2 separate regions of the Homo sapiens genome follow, and region 2 is linked to region 1. The links are chromatin loops, found by intact Hi-C in ENCODE. Cell type or tissue: Panc1. All regions are shown on one strand.

Region 1 (8,000 bases):
AAAAGGTAATCTTTAATGAAGAATATTACGGCCAGGAGCAGTGGCTTATGCCTGTAATCACAGCACTTTGGGAGGCAGAGGCCAACAGATCACTTGAGGTCAGGAGTTCGAGACCAGCCTGGCCAACATGGTGAAACCTCGTCTCTACTAAAAATATAAAAAATTGCCAAGCGCGGTGGCTCACGCCTGTAATCCCAGCACCTTGGGAGGCCGAGGTGGGTGGATCACGAGGGAGATCGAGACCATCCTGGCTAACTCGGTGAAACCCCGTCTCTACTAAAAATACAAAAAATTACCGGGGTGTAGTGGCAGGCACCTGTAGTCCCAGGTACTCAGGAGGCTGAGGCAAGAGAATGTCGTGAACCCAGGAGGCGGAGCTTACAGTGAGCCGAGATCGCACCACTGCACTTCAGCCTGGGCAACAGAGCGAGACTCTGTCTCAAACAAACAAAAAAAAATTTTGCTGGGAGTGGTGGTGCATGCTTGTAATCCCAGCTACTTGGGAGGCTGAGGCAGAAGAATCACTTGAACCCGGGAGGCAGAGGTTGCAGTGAGCTGACATCGCACCATTGCACTCCAGCCGGGGTGACAAGAGTCAAGCTCCATCTCAAAAATAATAATAACAATAAATAAAAATAAAAGAATATTACTGGAGAAAAATAGAAACATTTTGTAAAAGTAACTTCTCCTCACCTGGAATATTTTGAAAAACTGGACAAATGAACTTTTGTAACAGTCAAAGCTTATCTAGATTGGGCTGCTCAGGAAGTTGCAAGTTATCTCCCATATTGTGCTCCAACCATTCCAAACTCACTTTCTCCAAACACACAGGCTGTTTTATAGTTCTGTGAGTAGATACAAACAAAATCTTTTTAGTGTGAGAATTTCCCCAAGGTAGCATGGGGCTACACTGGAGATTTTGATTTCTCACCGAATACAACCTCTTGTCCCTGTTGCCTACTGTAGTGCCTGACACATAGAGCTCAAAAATCATGGATAACTCTGTGGATGGAAAGAAAAGAGGACTCCTCAGGCCTTCTCCAACTCTGACGTTCTTGGAATTCCAATTTACTGAGCAGAGCCTTACTCAAGATCTGATGAATCAATTAATGAGTATTAGGAGGGGTCAAGGGCAAAATCAGGATCAGAGGAGATCATCTAAAAATAGCTAGTGTTTTTAACCTATCAGTTATTAATAGTTTATGTTTGCAGACATGTTTGGGTTCAGAGATTTGCAAAGAAGGTCCCTTATTTTTCTTTGTAGTTTTTGCTAAGGAAGGGGATGGAGAAAAGGGACAGCCTCACCAGGACTGTGAGTGTCAAATGGCATGTCTGTCTATGAGTGTCAAATGGCATGTCTATATGTACCCTCTCCTCTCCTCCCCCATCACTGGGGATCATTCATTTTGAATTCCCAGAATCTTTTCCACTCAGCATTCAATGGTCCATCTCTAATTCCTACCTACTGTCATCCTATTACCCTCTAGGTGGCCCTCTTTGAGAAGCTAAACCACACACATAGCTGTAAAGAACACAAAAAGCCCACACCTGTCCTGGAGGAAGAAGCATTCTGCATGCTGACAAAGTTTGAAAATGCAGTTACTCCCTGTATTAGGCCATTCTCACATTGTTATAAAGAGATACCTCAGACCGGGTAATTTATAAAGAACAGAGAGGTTTAGTCTGGTGGCAGTGGCTCACACCTGTAATTCCAGCACTTTGGGAGGCCGAGGCAGACAGATCACCTGAGGTCAGGAGTTTGAGACCAGCCTAGCCAGCCTAGCCCATTTCTACTAAAAATACAAAAAATTAGCCAGGCATGGTGGCGCCTGCCTATAGTCCCAACTACTTGGGAGGTTGAGGCAGGAGAATCGCTTGAACCTGGGACAGGGAGGTTGCAGTGAGCTGAGATGGCACCACTGCACTCCAGCCTGGGTGACAGAGTGAGACTCCGTCTCAAAACAAAAACAAAAAAACAGAGGATTAATTGGCTCATGGTTCTATGGGCTGTGCAGGAAACATGGTGACAGCTGCTTCTGGGGAGGCCTCAGGAAGTTTATAATCATGTAGGAAGGCAAAGAGGAAGAAGCCACATCACGTGGTGAAAGCAAGAGCAAGAGAGCGAGAGGGGAAGTGTCACACACTTTTCAACGACCAGATCTGGGGAGAATCACTCACTATTGCCAGGACAGTACCAACAGTACGGTACTAAACCATTCATGACAAATCCACCCCCAAGATCTAGTCACCTCCCACCGGGCCCCCCCTCCAACACTGAGGAATACAATTCAATATGAGATTTGAGTGGGAATGCAGATCCAAACCATATTACTCCCCTAGTCGCAGCCCCCGTATTTTGCTCCCACAGGCCATGTGACTGGCCTCTTGGCAGGCTCTCACAGTGGTCCGGTTGATGCCCCTCAATAAGCCTGAATTAAGGCGTAGGCACTTCCTACCCTCTCCCCACTCTGAGGACAGATGGTGGTTTTCGGCACTGAACACATCAGTGATTCTCCAAAATTGATCCAAAAATTGATGAAATCGGCTGGGCACGGGTGGCTCACGCCTCTAATCCTAGCACTTTGGGAGGCCGAGGCGGGTGGCTCACCTGAGGTCAGGAGTTTGAGATCAGCCTGGCCAACATGGTGAAACCCTGTCTCTACTAAAAATACACCAAATTAGCCAGGCGTGGTGGCAGGCACCTGTAGTCCCAGCTACTCGGGAGGCTGAGGCAGAAGAATCGCTTGAACCAGGAGGCCGAGATTGCAGTGAGCCAAGATAGCGCCACTGCACTCCAGCCCAGGTGACAGTGCAAGACTCCGTCTCAAAACACAAAAAAAATTGATAAAATCTTTCTCAGATTTTTATTTTCCAGTGATTTTATACCGTCAATCTACATGAGAATTTCAGGTGTCATCTAATCATTTTTTATCACCTACTTTGAAATTTCTGCCTGATACTATCACTTTAGAATGTACTATCTGTAGCATATTGTAAAGTACAAATACAGTGCAAGACATATATGTGATTTACAATTCTCTAGTAACCATATTTTAAAAGGTAGAAAATTATGAGTTGCGAAAATTTTATTTAATACATCTAAAATATTATCTTAGCATGTAATCAATACATTATTATATATTTTACTTTTGTTTTTGCCACTAAAACGCTTCAAATGTGGTGTATATTTATCGGCCTTTCAATTTGAACTAGGAACTTTTCAAGTGCTCATGAGTCACAGGCGACTAGTGACTACCATATTGGACAGTCCACTTGTTATCTATGTCAGCTCAAATGAACAACATTTAAACATGTTAACTAGTGTTATACAGTTATGGAAGTGAAAGTTTTTTTTTTTTTTTTTTTGAGACGGAGTTTCGCTCTTGTCGCCCAGGCTTGAATGCAATGACGAGATCTCGGCTCACTGCAGGTTCCAGCGATTCTCCTGCCTCAGCCTACTGAGTAACTGGGATTACAGGCATGCGCCACCACACCTGGCTAATGTGTGTGTGTGTGTGTGTGTGTGTGTGTGTGCGCGTGTGTAGTTTTAGTAGAGATGGGGTTTCAGCATGTTGGCCAGCCTGGTCACAAACTCCTGACCTCAGATAATCCGCCCGCCTCGGCCTCCCAAAGTGATGGCATTTTATAAACTTCCCAGTAATTGGTAAGTGTGAAGTGGTGTCTCACCTTCACCAGACTGAACTGTTTCTTTACATGTTGTACTCTCATTGTGCCAGCAGAGGGCACCTGGAGATGGCAAGACAGTATTAACCTTGAAGCACTCCCAGACTGAGACTATCTACTGGATTGGCTGAATGTGAAAACCAAGGCACCAATTCAGTTAGAAAAAAAAAAAATCCTACCTTTACAAAAGCAGTACTTTATCAATGAGTAAACATATCTCATTGTGTTTCAAAGATACTACTAGTAGATGCTAATTGTAGAAAATCTGAGAATATTGACAAGTAGACTTTAAGAGAAGAGTTTGAAGAAAATAGAAAAGAAAGTGCATTATTGCAAAAAGTAGCCAGTCGTGGTGGTGCGTGTCTGCAGTCCCAGGTACTCGGCTGGCTGAGGCGGGAGGATCACTTGAGCCTGGGAGGTCAACGCTGCAGTGAACCGTGGTCATGTCACTGCACTCCAGCCTGGGTTACAGAGCCAGACTCTGCCTCAAAAAAAAAAAAAAAAAAGAAAGAAAAATAATAGAAAGTGCATTATTGACAATAAAATTCCTGATAGAGGAGCCAGAGACATATATTCATATATGTTTTATATATAAAACACAGACCTAAATGTGTATATATAAGAAATTGCCCTTACATATATGAGAAACTTGCCTAATATACACCTATATGTGCATATATAAGAAACTGGCCTTTTATAGACATATCTCATTGTGTTTCAAAGATACTGTGTTTTTTTTTTATAAATTGAAGGTTTGTGGAAACCCTGCATTGAGCAAATCTCACCACCATTTTCCTAACAGTATTTCAAACTTCATTATTGTTATATCTGTTATGGTGATTTGCAATCAGTGATCCTTATGTTACTATTGTAATTGTTTTGGGGCATCATAAACTATGCCCAAATAAGATGGTTAATTTAGTAGATAAATACTGTTTGTGTTCTGACGGCTCTACCAATAGCCATTCCCCTATTTCTCTCCCTCACCTCGGGCCTCAGTATTCCCTGAGATACAACAATATTGAAATGAGGCTATTTAATAACCCTACAGTGGCCTCCAAGTGTCCAAGTGAAAGGTAGAGTTGTGCACCTCACACTTTCAATCTAATGCTAGAAATGATTGAAGTTCAGTGAGGAACATATGTCAAAAGTTGAGACAGGCTGAAAGCTAGGCTTCTTGCACCAACCAGCCAAGTTGTGAATGTAAAGGTTTTGAAGGAAATTAAAAGTGCTACTCCAGTGAATACACGAGTGATAAAGTGAAAGAGCCTTATTGCTTATATGGAGAAAGTTTCAGTTCTCTGGATAGAAGATGAAACCAGCCACAAGTCTCCTTTAGCCAAGCCTACTCTAGAAGAAGGCCCTAATGCTCTTCAATTCTTTGAACTATGAGAGAGGTGAGAAAGCTGCAGAAGGAAAGTTTGAAGCTAGCAGAGGTTGGTTCATGAAGTTTGAGGAAAGAAGCCACCTCCATAAAAGCACAAGATGAAGCAGCAAGTGCTGATGTAGAAGCTGTAGCAAATTGTCCAGAAGATCTAGCAAAGATGATCGATGAAGGTGGCTATACCAAACAACAGGTTTTCAATGTGGATGAATCAGCCTTGTATTGGAAGAAGATGTCATCTAGGGCTGTCAAAGCTAGAGTGAAGTTAATGCCTGGCTTAAAGCTTCAAAGGACAGGCTGACTCTCTTTTTAGAAGCTAATGCAGCTGGTGATTTTCAGTTGAAGTCAGTGCTCACCCTTCCAAAAGTCTGAGAATCCTTAAGACTTCTGCTTAATTTACTCTATCTGTGCTCTATGAATGGAAAAATGTAACGTGGATGACAGCACATCTACTTACAGCATGGTTTGCTGAATATTTTAAGCCCACTGTTGAGACCAACTGCTCAGAAAAAAAAATTCCTTTTAAAATATTATTGCTCATTGATGATGCACCTAGTCACCCTAGAGCTTTGATAGAGATATACAAGGATATTAATGTTGTTTTCATGCCTGCTAACATAACATCCATTCTACAGCCCGTAGACCAAGGAATAATTTGAACTTTCAAGTCTGATTATTTAAAAATTTCACATTGTGAGGCCATAGCTGCCATAGATTGTCATTCCTCTGTTGGATCTGGGCAAAGTAAATTGAAAAACTTCTGGAAGGGATTCAACATTTGCGATGCCATTAAAAGCATTCATGATTCATGGGAAGAGGTTAAAATATCAACATTAACAGGAATTCAGAAGAAGTTGATTCTAATCCTCATGAATGACTTGGAGAGGTTCAAGACTCCTGTGGAGAAAATAAATGCAAATGTGATTGAAATAGCAAGATAACAATAATTGGGATGGTGCCTGAATACGTGACTTAATTGTTGCAATCTGATGATCAAACTTGAGTGGATAAGAAGTTGCTTCTTCTGGATGAGCAAAGAAAGTGGTTTCTTAAGATGGAATCTACTCCTGGTGAAGATGCTGTGAACATTGTTAAAATGAAAACAAAATATTTAAAACATTATATAAACTTAGCAGGTAAAGCAACAGCATGGTTTGAGAGCACTGACTCCAATTTTTAAAGTTATATTGTGGATGAAACTCTATCAAATAACATCCCATGCTACAGAGAAATCTTTCATGAAAATAAGTCAGTTGATGCAGCAAATTTCATTGTTGTCTAATTTTAAGAAATTGCCACAGCCACCCCAACCTTTTAGCAACCACCACCCTGATCTGTCAGCAGCCATCAACATCAAGGCAAGACCATCCATCTGCAAAAAGTTTGCAATGGTCTGAAGGATCTTTAGCAGTTTTTAGCAATAAAATATTTTTAAATTAAGGTATAATGCTATTGCACACTTAAACTATGTTAGAGTGTAAACACAACTTTTATGTGCACTGGGAAACCGGAATATTTGTGATATTTGTTTTATTGCAGTGGTCTGGAACTCAATCTGCAATCTCTCAGTGGTATGCCTGTGCATCATATTAGAGTATACATAGGTCATATATAATATGAAGATGAGGGAAAAGAGAATGCAGATGCACATAGGATGTGCTAGTAGAAAGTGAATGGAATTTCTATTTTTGATTTCTTTTTTTCCTTCTGTGTAGTAGAAGGGAATTTCCTGTGTTGAGAACGAGGAGGCAAGGAAGTTTGAGGAACGTGAAATATGACGACAAGTTATGTTCTACAATAGAACAGTGAGATTTAGAAGCTTGTGGAGAATGGTGACAGTTTAGAAGAAGAGCTGAGCTAAATGATAGAGGGGACTGACTAGGAATTGCTGAGCACTGTAGATTGAGAAAACAGCTGTGATTGGACTGTGCTCATTTATTGTGGCATCAATCTTCATGGTTGCTTGGTTTCAGCAGCCACATCGGCAACCCATATGTAGAAGCAGAAGAGGTGAATGGTTGAGAGTGATGCATTGTTGGGGTTCAGATGGGCATGTGTAACAGGGAGGCCTAGAGCCAGAGGAGAGAAAGAGGTTAAGGTAAAGCACTATGAGATCTTTGGGTGAGGCCAGGGGGGCAAGAAGTAACATTCTTGGAGAGTAGGGAAAAGTTTTCCATCAGATCACCACAAGATCAGAGTTCACGGGTCATGAAATAAGGGGATTAGTGTAAAGGATGAATTGTTATAGTCAGAAAGAAAATATTTTAGATATGGTATAGGTCTTGAGCCCATATAGTAAATAACTGAAGTGGAGTGCAAAGAGAGGCAACTATGGTTGAGAACACAAAGACCCATAATCCTACGCTGTTGGAAGTATCATTTTTATGGGCAGTGAGTCCCAGGACATGAAAAGAGGAATTATCATGGAAGCTTGTATTAATATCAAAGAAAACAGATCGGGGAAGGGCAACAATTTCATGATGCTGATCTCCAAGTTAATCCTTGGGTAATCAGGAATTTGTGTAAATTTATAGGCATAGGATTTGGCAATGCTGCTAGGACAAAATGAGAATCCTTTCAAGATAATAAATTTTAAATGTTTTCAGTCCATGCACCATGTGGTTTAAGAGCTTTAGACAGATTTGGATTTAGAATTACGTCCTTGACTTGCCAGCTGTGTGGTTTGGGAAAATTATGTATGGGCTCTGAAACTTAGCTTCTCTATCTTTAAAATGGGAATAATAATATACCATACTTCAACATTTTACAGTGCCCTTTTCAAGGAAAATAGTCAATAAATGATAGCTGCATAATCAAAGGTAAGGAAAAAACCCAGATAGGTTTATTGATAAAAGCCAGAGCATATTCAAACTGCAAAGATGCTCTGAGTTTATTATATATAATAGCCTCACTTGTGGACAAAGCAAGACTG
Region 2 (8,000 bases), 770 kb after region 1:
TCACTGAAATAAGATACTTGCACAGTAGCTGGCATCTGACACCCAGTAGCTCCTCCATAACTGTTTGTAAATGAGCTAATGAATGGAGGAGTCTAGCCTGTTCCATGTCGGGAGTAGTTTGATGAAATAGCCCTTGTAACGGCTTATGAAGCCTATTACAGATAGCTTCCAGCAGTAGACTTTCTACAAATCAACATAGCTAACAAAATTCAGAACTTAACTCAACTGTTTACATTTTCTTTTTTTTTCATGAATTTTTTTTTTAATTGAAAGGTAAAAGTTATAGCTAATAGGCCAGGCGTGGTGGCTCACGCCTGTAATGCCAGTACTGTGGGAGGCCTAGGCTGGTGGATCACGGAGTCAGGAGTTCAAGACCAGCCTGGACAACATGGTGAAACCCCATCTCTACTAAAAATACAAAAATTAGCCAGGCATGGTGGTGGGTGCCTGTAATCCCAGCTACTCGGGAGGCTGAGGCAGAGAAATGCTTGAACCCAGGAGGCGGAGGTGGCAATGAGCCAAGATCGCACCACTGCACTTCAGCCTGGGCGACAGAGCGAGGCTCCGTCTAAAAAAAAAAAAAAAGTTACAGCGAATAATTAATGGATCAGTAGCCTAAAAAATAACCATTTAATTTTTCAGAAAATATTCACTCATTGGTGAAAGAGAGAGAAAAAACATTAAAAAAATATAAACTGAAGCATACAATCTCAAGAAGCCTATAATATGAGAGAATAAACACAGGTATGATTCAACCTCCTCTTCACATTCTATGTTAGTTTACAAAAGATAGTGATTTTATGTTGAGTGTAAGAGATACTATTTTTTTTTCTTGAACTGAGAACCAATTGTGTAGAAATTCAAATATATGTTAACTTGATAAATGTCATTAACATGTATGAACCAAAGCAAACAGATGGTATTCTGGGACCTGGAGAGTATAAGGAAAATGCGAATACTTCTTTTCTGATGTTAATACTTTGAGAATTACATGTGAATCACTTAAGAGTAAATCCATTGTTTTGATACATTCTAAAATGTCAGGGTTCCTGTTCAGTTCATGACTACGTGGTGCCACCATCTTGCATAAAGCCTTAGACAAATGCTGTTTGATAAATACTTAGTGACATGTACATGATTTATTCTTATATATGTGGTTGTGCACATAGTAAGCCTACTAGAAAGAAGGCTATCTACTTCCTTTCTATAGACTCATTCTATTAAAGTTATTTTTCAGGAATATCGAATGAATAAACAATTTCTTCTTCAGATCATCAACTACAAAAACCATCAGTTCATTTTCTCTTACATTTGTGTGTGCGTGTGTGTGTGTATACTGCTACTTTATTTGAAAGGAGAATAATTTTGATTCATTTCCTGTTTTGATTTTCATGCTCTTGCAAAAAAATAAAATAAAGAACTGCGTTGGCAGTTTCAAGAACAACTGAAAAATCTATTGTTTAGTATGAGTCATGTCTCCTCTTGACCTTAAATTCTTTTATCTGCCTAAACTTCAGTTTTGAAGTTTGAGGTTCAATTGTTGATAAGCAGTTAGTATTTGATTTTGGTTCCCCCTGAAATGTACCAACACACTCAAACATAGTCTGCTCTTTTCAGATATTTTGCAGCTTGGCATTTTTAATTCTCTTCTCCTTAGTAGAAATCTGTATTAGTACAGATGAAGCTGAAAGGAAGCTTGGAATTCTTCTAATTGGAATTTCATCATTTTATAAAAGGAAGCCAACCTCACTACTGTTTCTGTTCTCTTAACTTGAAGCCAAGTAGCAGAGGGGTCACAGCATCTCATCAGTTTAGCTTGTATTCAACATGAATAGAATCTGACCATTTTCCCTAATAGAATCAGCATGCAAATTTCTAGCATTCAATTTTGAAAAGCTGTATTTAAAACTACTGTGTGGGAGAGCAGAACAATATGTGAAGGAGATATTATGCTAGAGTCGACGAGTTTTAGTTTCTGACATATATAGTCTTTTTTTGAGCAAAGGCAAAATTTATATAGTATATCTTATAATTTATCATAAACAGGTCAGTAAAACCATAAGCATATTTTTGCCTGCATTCTCAACTTCCACATATATTTTTAATGTAAAACAGCTATAAATGAGCCAGTCCAGGTAGAAAGAGAAGGTTAATGTGAAGTTGACCAAACAGCATTTGCTATTTAATTACACGATAGACACTAAAATAATTATGTAATTCATGTAGTCTTTTAGCTAACACTTAAATCCTGTCCATGTTCTAACTGGTTAATGATAAAGAGATTAATAAACAGTTTTTGCAGTCAAAGAATTTGCCATACTGTGAGGTATAAGATTAAGTGATAATGCTTCCTTCTTGAATAAGAATCAGGACCAAGGAGAGCTTCCTGAAGAGGCTGCTTTGGATTGACCCTTGAAGAATGTGTAGGAACTTGGAAGCAAATGAAGAGAGATAAACGAAAGGAGAGAGAGAAATAAATAGAACAGATGGAAAGAAAAAAGAAAAAAGAGAAAACTAAGAAAAGAAAGTGAAGGAAGGTGAAGAAAGGAAAGAAAAAGGAAGGGAAGGGAAAAGGAAGAAAGAATAGTAAGTTTTCCTCGACATGGGGGGTCAACTGTGGTTACCATATCACGGAAATAAACAGTAGCAGATCTATGTATTAGGAAATGAGAACGGAAAGACAAGTGAGGTTTAGAAAGTGGAGACATTCCTATTCTAGTCCCAGGAGTTTCAGAGACATTCCAGTGAAACAGAGAGCCAGGAAAGTTTCCTAAGGAGAGTAGTGGCCTCATGTATTTATTCATCAATGTATTATTTTATTAATCCAACATCAATTTATAATATTCTAATAATTTCATAATCATGTGATTCTAAGAATGAAATCTAGAATTCAAAGAGGTACTAGTGAGACAGCTTGAACTAAAAGACTGTCCAATGGCAGGAATTCTAAGCATAGGACCTCCATACTCTTTGCTCCACAAAACTCAGCACATTTCAAATTATGTTATTCTGTCCTCTTTACAGGTTAATGGGGATTACAGATTGAAACTACGCACGTGTTTTTGTGTTTCCATTTTCAGGTTGCTTTCCTGAGGTGGTACTTAACCTCCAATTAGAGAATGCCGCCACTAGGTGGCGGGGTGGTGACTTGGTTCCAAGAGGCTACAGTTGGTGGGACCAAGAAAGGGAGGGTTATGGGTCCCATGATTCTTATATCTATTTCATTTTTTCTTTCAAAAACTGCAGTGGACAGTTGAGAAATAAGCTTCGATAATAAGTTTTTAGAAACAACTAAGTGTGTCATGTGATACCTGGATGACAATACATTGTCTGAGAAATACAGTAAGACAAATGAAAACTCTGGGCTTTGATGCAAGACACTGAGTTTCAATTTTGCCTGTGCCATTTATTAGTTGAATGAAAAGCAGAAAGTTCCTTCATTTCTATGAGCGTTGGACTCATTTAAAACTTGAATCATCATACTTATTTCACAAGTCTGTTAGAAGACAAAGCCATGTGGTGCAATGTGCTTTGAAAAGAACGTGGGTAACCACCTAGATATGATCCACAAATATGCCTGATCCAATCCCAAGAGGTTTTTCAAGTTCACAACATTTCACATAGAAATGTAATCTCTAATTTCTTATGAAAAAGTCTGAAGTTCAGGTAACACTTCATCTTCATTCCTCTGTCTAAGAATTAGCTGGAGTTACGTGACCCAGGCTCCCCTCCCTACACATGAGTGTGCTAACACAGATTTAGGGGAAACTTGCCTGGGACTCCGGCACATCAATGTCAAAGAACTACTTGACATTTCATGCCAGCCGCAGCTTGTAGGCTTCCTCAGCCTCGGTTTCATGGTATCTCCAGTCCTGTTTAAGCCATCTAAAAGGGGCTTTTTTGATTTCCTTTGATTTATTTATTCTCCTTTCTTCCTTTACTTCCCATACTTGGAGGAATCCAATGGAGAAAGACAATATTAATTAGATAATCTTTAAGGGAGTCATACCCTCTCCTGTGACATAGGCATGCTTCTCAGTTCCAAAATAACAGAGAAATTTGACCTCTCCAAACAGAAATTAGCTGGCGACTGAATGCATTTATGTTAGATTAAAAAATGTAAAGTTGACGCACCTCTCTCCTCTCTTTGCCGTCTGTTACAAACTAAACTGTGCCTTCTCTCACCCCAAAATTTTTTTGTTGAAGCCCTATCCTCCCGGTACTTCAGAATGTGACTGTACTTGGAAATAGGACCTTTAGATGAAGTGAAATGAGCTGTTAGAGTGGGCTCTTTCCAAGCTGACTAGTGTCTTTATCAGAAGAGGAAATTTGGATATGCACAGAAACACCAGGCATGGTGTGCACAGAAAACAGCCACATGAAGAGGCAACAAGAGAGTAGCTATCTGGAAGCCACAGAGAGAGGTCTGAGGGGGAACCAACCCTGCCACTTTGACCTTGAACTTCCAAGATCACCATAACCACGAGAAAATTTATTTCTGTTGTTGAAACCATTCCGTCTCTGGTACTCTGTTATGGCAGCCTTAGCAAACTAATATACCGACCAAAGAGGATTCTGGTTTGGCTACCCAGTCCCTCCCTTTCCTCTTTCCTTTGAGCAGGATGTTTTAAGGACTTTTGTGTTTGACACTCAGGAGCAAGGGGGGATGGTGGGGGAGACTATGTGAAACATAGAAGGTCAAGGTGGAATTGTCCACTTTTTAATGGATCAGGACAAATTGAAAAAAGCATGGAAGCACTTAAGGTATGGCACATAGTTTATGAGAGCTAAGGAAAAGTTTTTTTAAAGTTATAAGAAATATAAAAAATTATTTTGAAATTATGTTGCATAGACTTTGCATTTTTATATAACTTCTCTAGGATCAAACACAGTGGTCAAAGCTTTATAGTTATTATATAACAATACATCTTCCCATAACAAGCATACAAACAAAAACACCTTTTATAAATTGCAACTAGTATGAAGTTTTATGTTTCAAAAATTCCTTATGTTTCAAAAACTATTTTAAAGGGCAAATGATTAATTCATTGAAAATATTTTAAAGCATCCACATTTTAGAAGAAAATTTAATGAATTATTTAACAGAGCTACAATATTCTTTTTATATAAACCAACTATACATTGATAATTAAAATCTGACAATCTGTAAGCCCAATACTCTTTTTTTTTTTTTTTTTTTTTTTTTGAGACTGAGTCTCGCTCTGTCGCCCAGGCTGGAGTGCAGTGGCGGGATCTCGGCTCACTGCAAACTCCGCCTCCCGGGTTCACGCCATTCTCCTGCCTCAGCCTCCCGAGTAGCTGGGACTACAGGTGCCCGCCACCGCGCCCGGCTAATTTTTTGTATTTTTAGTAGAGACGGGGTTTCACCGTTTTAGCCGGGATGGTCTCCATCTCCTGACCTCGTGATCCGCCCACCTCGGCCTCCCAAAGTGCTGGGATTACAGGCGTGAGCCACCGCGCCCGGCCCCAATACTCTTTTTGAATTATTCTTTATAAATCTCAATAGGTCAACATCTCCCCATGAAAAGAATCAGAATACAAATGATGTGATAATGCTCGTGAAATGGTCTTTCAAATTATAAAGTATCACGTATGTGCAACGGATTATTATTTATGACCCTTATCTGAAGAATGATGACTTCTTCAAAAGAATATTCATTATTTCTGTCGATTTCTTTAGGCTATCCTAAGAGTGAGCCTAAAAGAAAACAATAATAGATCTTGTATAATTAGACAAGATATTGTAAGGACACCTCTGTAATTTTTCTTGAAGGTACATCTTTCCCATCAGTACTTTTAGTATTGGTGACTACCCTGACATAATATGGAGAAGTATTTTCATAAGTAAAATAATGAAGTTCTACAAAACTATGAGGACAATAGAAAGATCAGTGGTGGCCAGGGATCCCAGGGGAAAAGTCAGGTGAATCCATGAAAAATAGAAAATTTTTAGGGCAGTGAAGCTACTCTGTGTGATACTATAATGGCTGATACATGTCATTATAGATTTGTCCACACTCGCAGAATGTAAAAAACCAAGAGTGAACCCTATTGTAAACTATTGACTTTGGTTGATAATGATATGTCAGTGCAGGGTCATACATTGTAACTAATGTGCCACTAATGCAGAAGATGCTGATAATGTGGAGGCTATGCATGTGTGTTTCAGGGAGTATATGGGATATCTTTGTAACTTTTTCTCCATTTTTCTGTGAGCCTAAAACTGCTCTAAAAATAGTCTTTAAGGCCAGGCACAGTGGCTCACGCCTATAATCCCAGCACTTTGGGAGGCTGAGGTGGGAGGATCATGAGGTCAAGAGATGGAGACCATCCTGGCCAACATGGTGAAACCCCGTCTCTACTAAAAATAACAAAAAATTAGCCGGGCATGGTGGCAGGCGCCTGTAGTCCCAGCTACTCAGGAGGCTGAGGCAGGAGAATGGCACGAACCCGGGAGGTGGAGCTTGCAGTGAGCAGAGATCACGCCACTGTACTCCAGCCTGGGAGACAGAGCGAGACTCCGTCTCAAAAAAAAAAAAAAGCCTTTAAAAAACTAATAACAAAGCCCTAAACAAATAGCAGGGATAAAGAAAGATACACAGAGTAGGGGAAAGGTTCCCCAGAAAATAAGAGAATTACACTGAATAATTTTTAAGTTCATTTTATGTGTTTGTCACATAGGCATGGGATAACATCGTGTGCCTTTCAACACACTAAGCATACAACAGTGGTAAAATCTGGTGCTCTGGCATAAACCTTCAGGACAAACTCTAGAGAAATCATTCTTCAATCTCATTGGATCCAAAAACTTTAACATGCTAAATGAAGATCTGTCATAATTAGAGCTGGAAGTCTTGCTCTCCTAACTTTCACTTAATGGAGAAATAATAAAATTATTACTAGCTTCATACTTTTCTTACAAGTTGATCAAAATGGAACTATTTAGCTGTTGATTATGGACTTTTTGGTAGAAAGGGAAATTATCTTTCTCTCATTGTCTCTTAGGCTTACAAAAATTTATAAGTATTTTATTTTATTCAAATTATATATACACATTTACACATATACTTTTCATAGAAGAAAATTTGTAAGATTTTTTGTTCAAATCATATATGTACATATAATTATATATGATAAATATATAATTATATTACATATAATAAATATATAATATAAATATATAATTACATGTTATATATAAATTATATATATACACACACAGTGGGGCAGGAAACAAGACAGATCTTCGCACTTGAAACAGGTTTTTAATATAACTAGTAATAACTTTTTTCTTCTCTCCACACTTTTATTATGCATTCTTTCCCTGTGGAATTATAGAATCACAGTATTTTCAAACTTAAAAGGGAGAACATTTGATTTTTACAAAGAAATAGGTCCTGAGTGAGACAATGAAAAATAAAAGAAGTGTCTTTAATTCTATATTGTTGCATTAAGTCTGCCTTCAACAGGTATTTATGAATACCTGCAGTTATTTTTTATTCATATAATACATCAGCGCATACATAGCATATCATTGTGTAAATACAGCATTGAGATGTTTGTTATTTTAAGTAGGAAGCATTTTGCATCATGAACTGTCAATAAAAATGAAATTAATGACAATATATAATCATGTAAGCAGCAGTGTCAAGAATACTTTTAGCACCTATACTGAGTGAAATATTGTTGCTGTAATTGTCTTTTTGGGAGGTAGGAAGAACATAGAGCAGGACAAGATTCGATCCAGGTAGAACAGAAGTTGGGTATCAGTGGTCTGGGTTCTCAAGCTCACTTCTTTCAGAGACCAAAAAAAGTTTCATAAATGCCATGTGTATTCTTAAATATTCTAAATATTTTAACTCTGCCCATGATATGGTTTGACTTACTTCCTGGTCTCGCTTGCCTTGCTCTAGATCTGTTCTGGATTGTCAATGTTCCTATTAAAATATGACTCCAATAAAGGAATACATACTTTAGAT

The links. A loop is a pair of places that touch in the nucleus more often than their neighbours do. Peaks named below come from ENCODE experiments on the same cell type or tissue, not always from the same donor. Only the 100,000 strongest peaks of a DNase experiment are listed, where the experiment ranks them.
Region 2: a loop joins it to region 1, with 2.5 times the contacts of the local background. A loop is called at or near these places in 9 of 110 quality-filtered maps.

Annotation. Positions count from the first base shown.
Region 1 is chr3:191,413,446-191,421,445 of GRCh38, forward strand. No RefSeq gene overlaps it. Among named protein-coding and RNA genes, the nearest start is that of PYDC2-AS1, 8.1 kb to the right of the region's middle. In Panc1, CTCF peaks have their summits at 3,737 (motif pointing right) and 3,948; a DNase peak (open chromatin) is centred at 3,726; H3K27ac peaks cover 1,589 bases.
Region 2 is chr3:192,185,288-192,193,287 of GRCh38, forward strand. All of the region lies in intron 4 of FGF12 (fibroblast growth factor 12), which reads right to left. Among named protein-coding and RNA genes, the nearest start is that of FGF12-AS1, 49 kb to the right of the region's middle. RefSeq lists an enhancer at 742-1,252 and a silencer at 3,144-3,203. In Panc1, CTCF peaks have their summits at 3,123 (motif pointing right) and 3,331; a DNase peak (open chromatin) is centred at 3,114.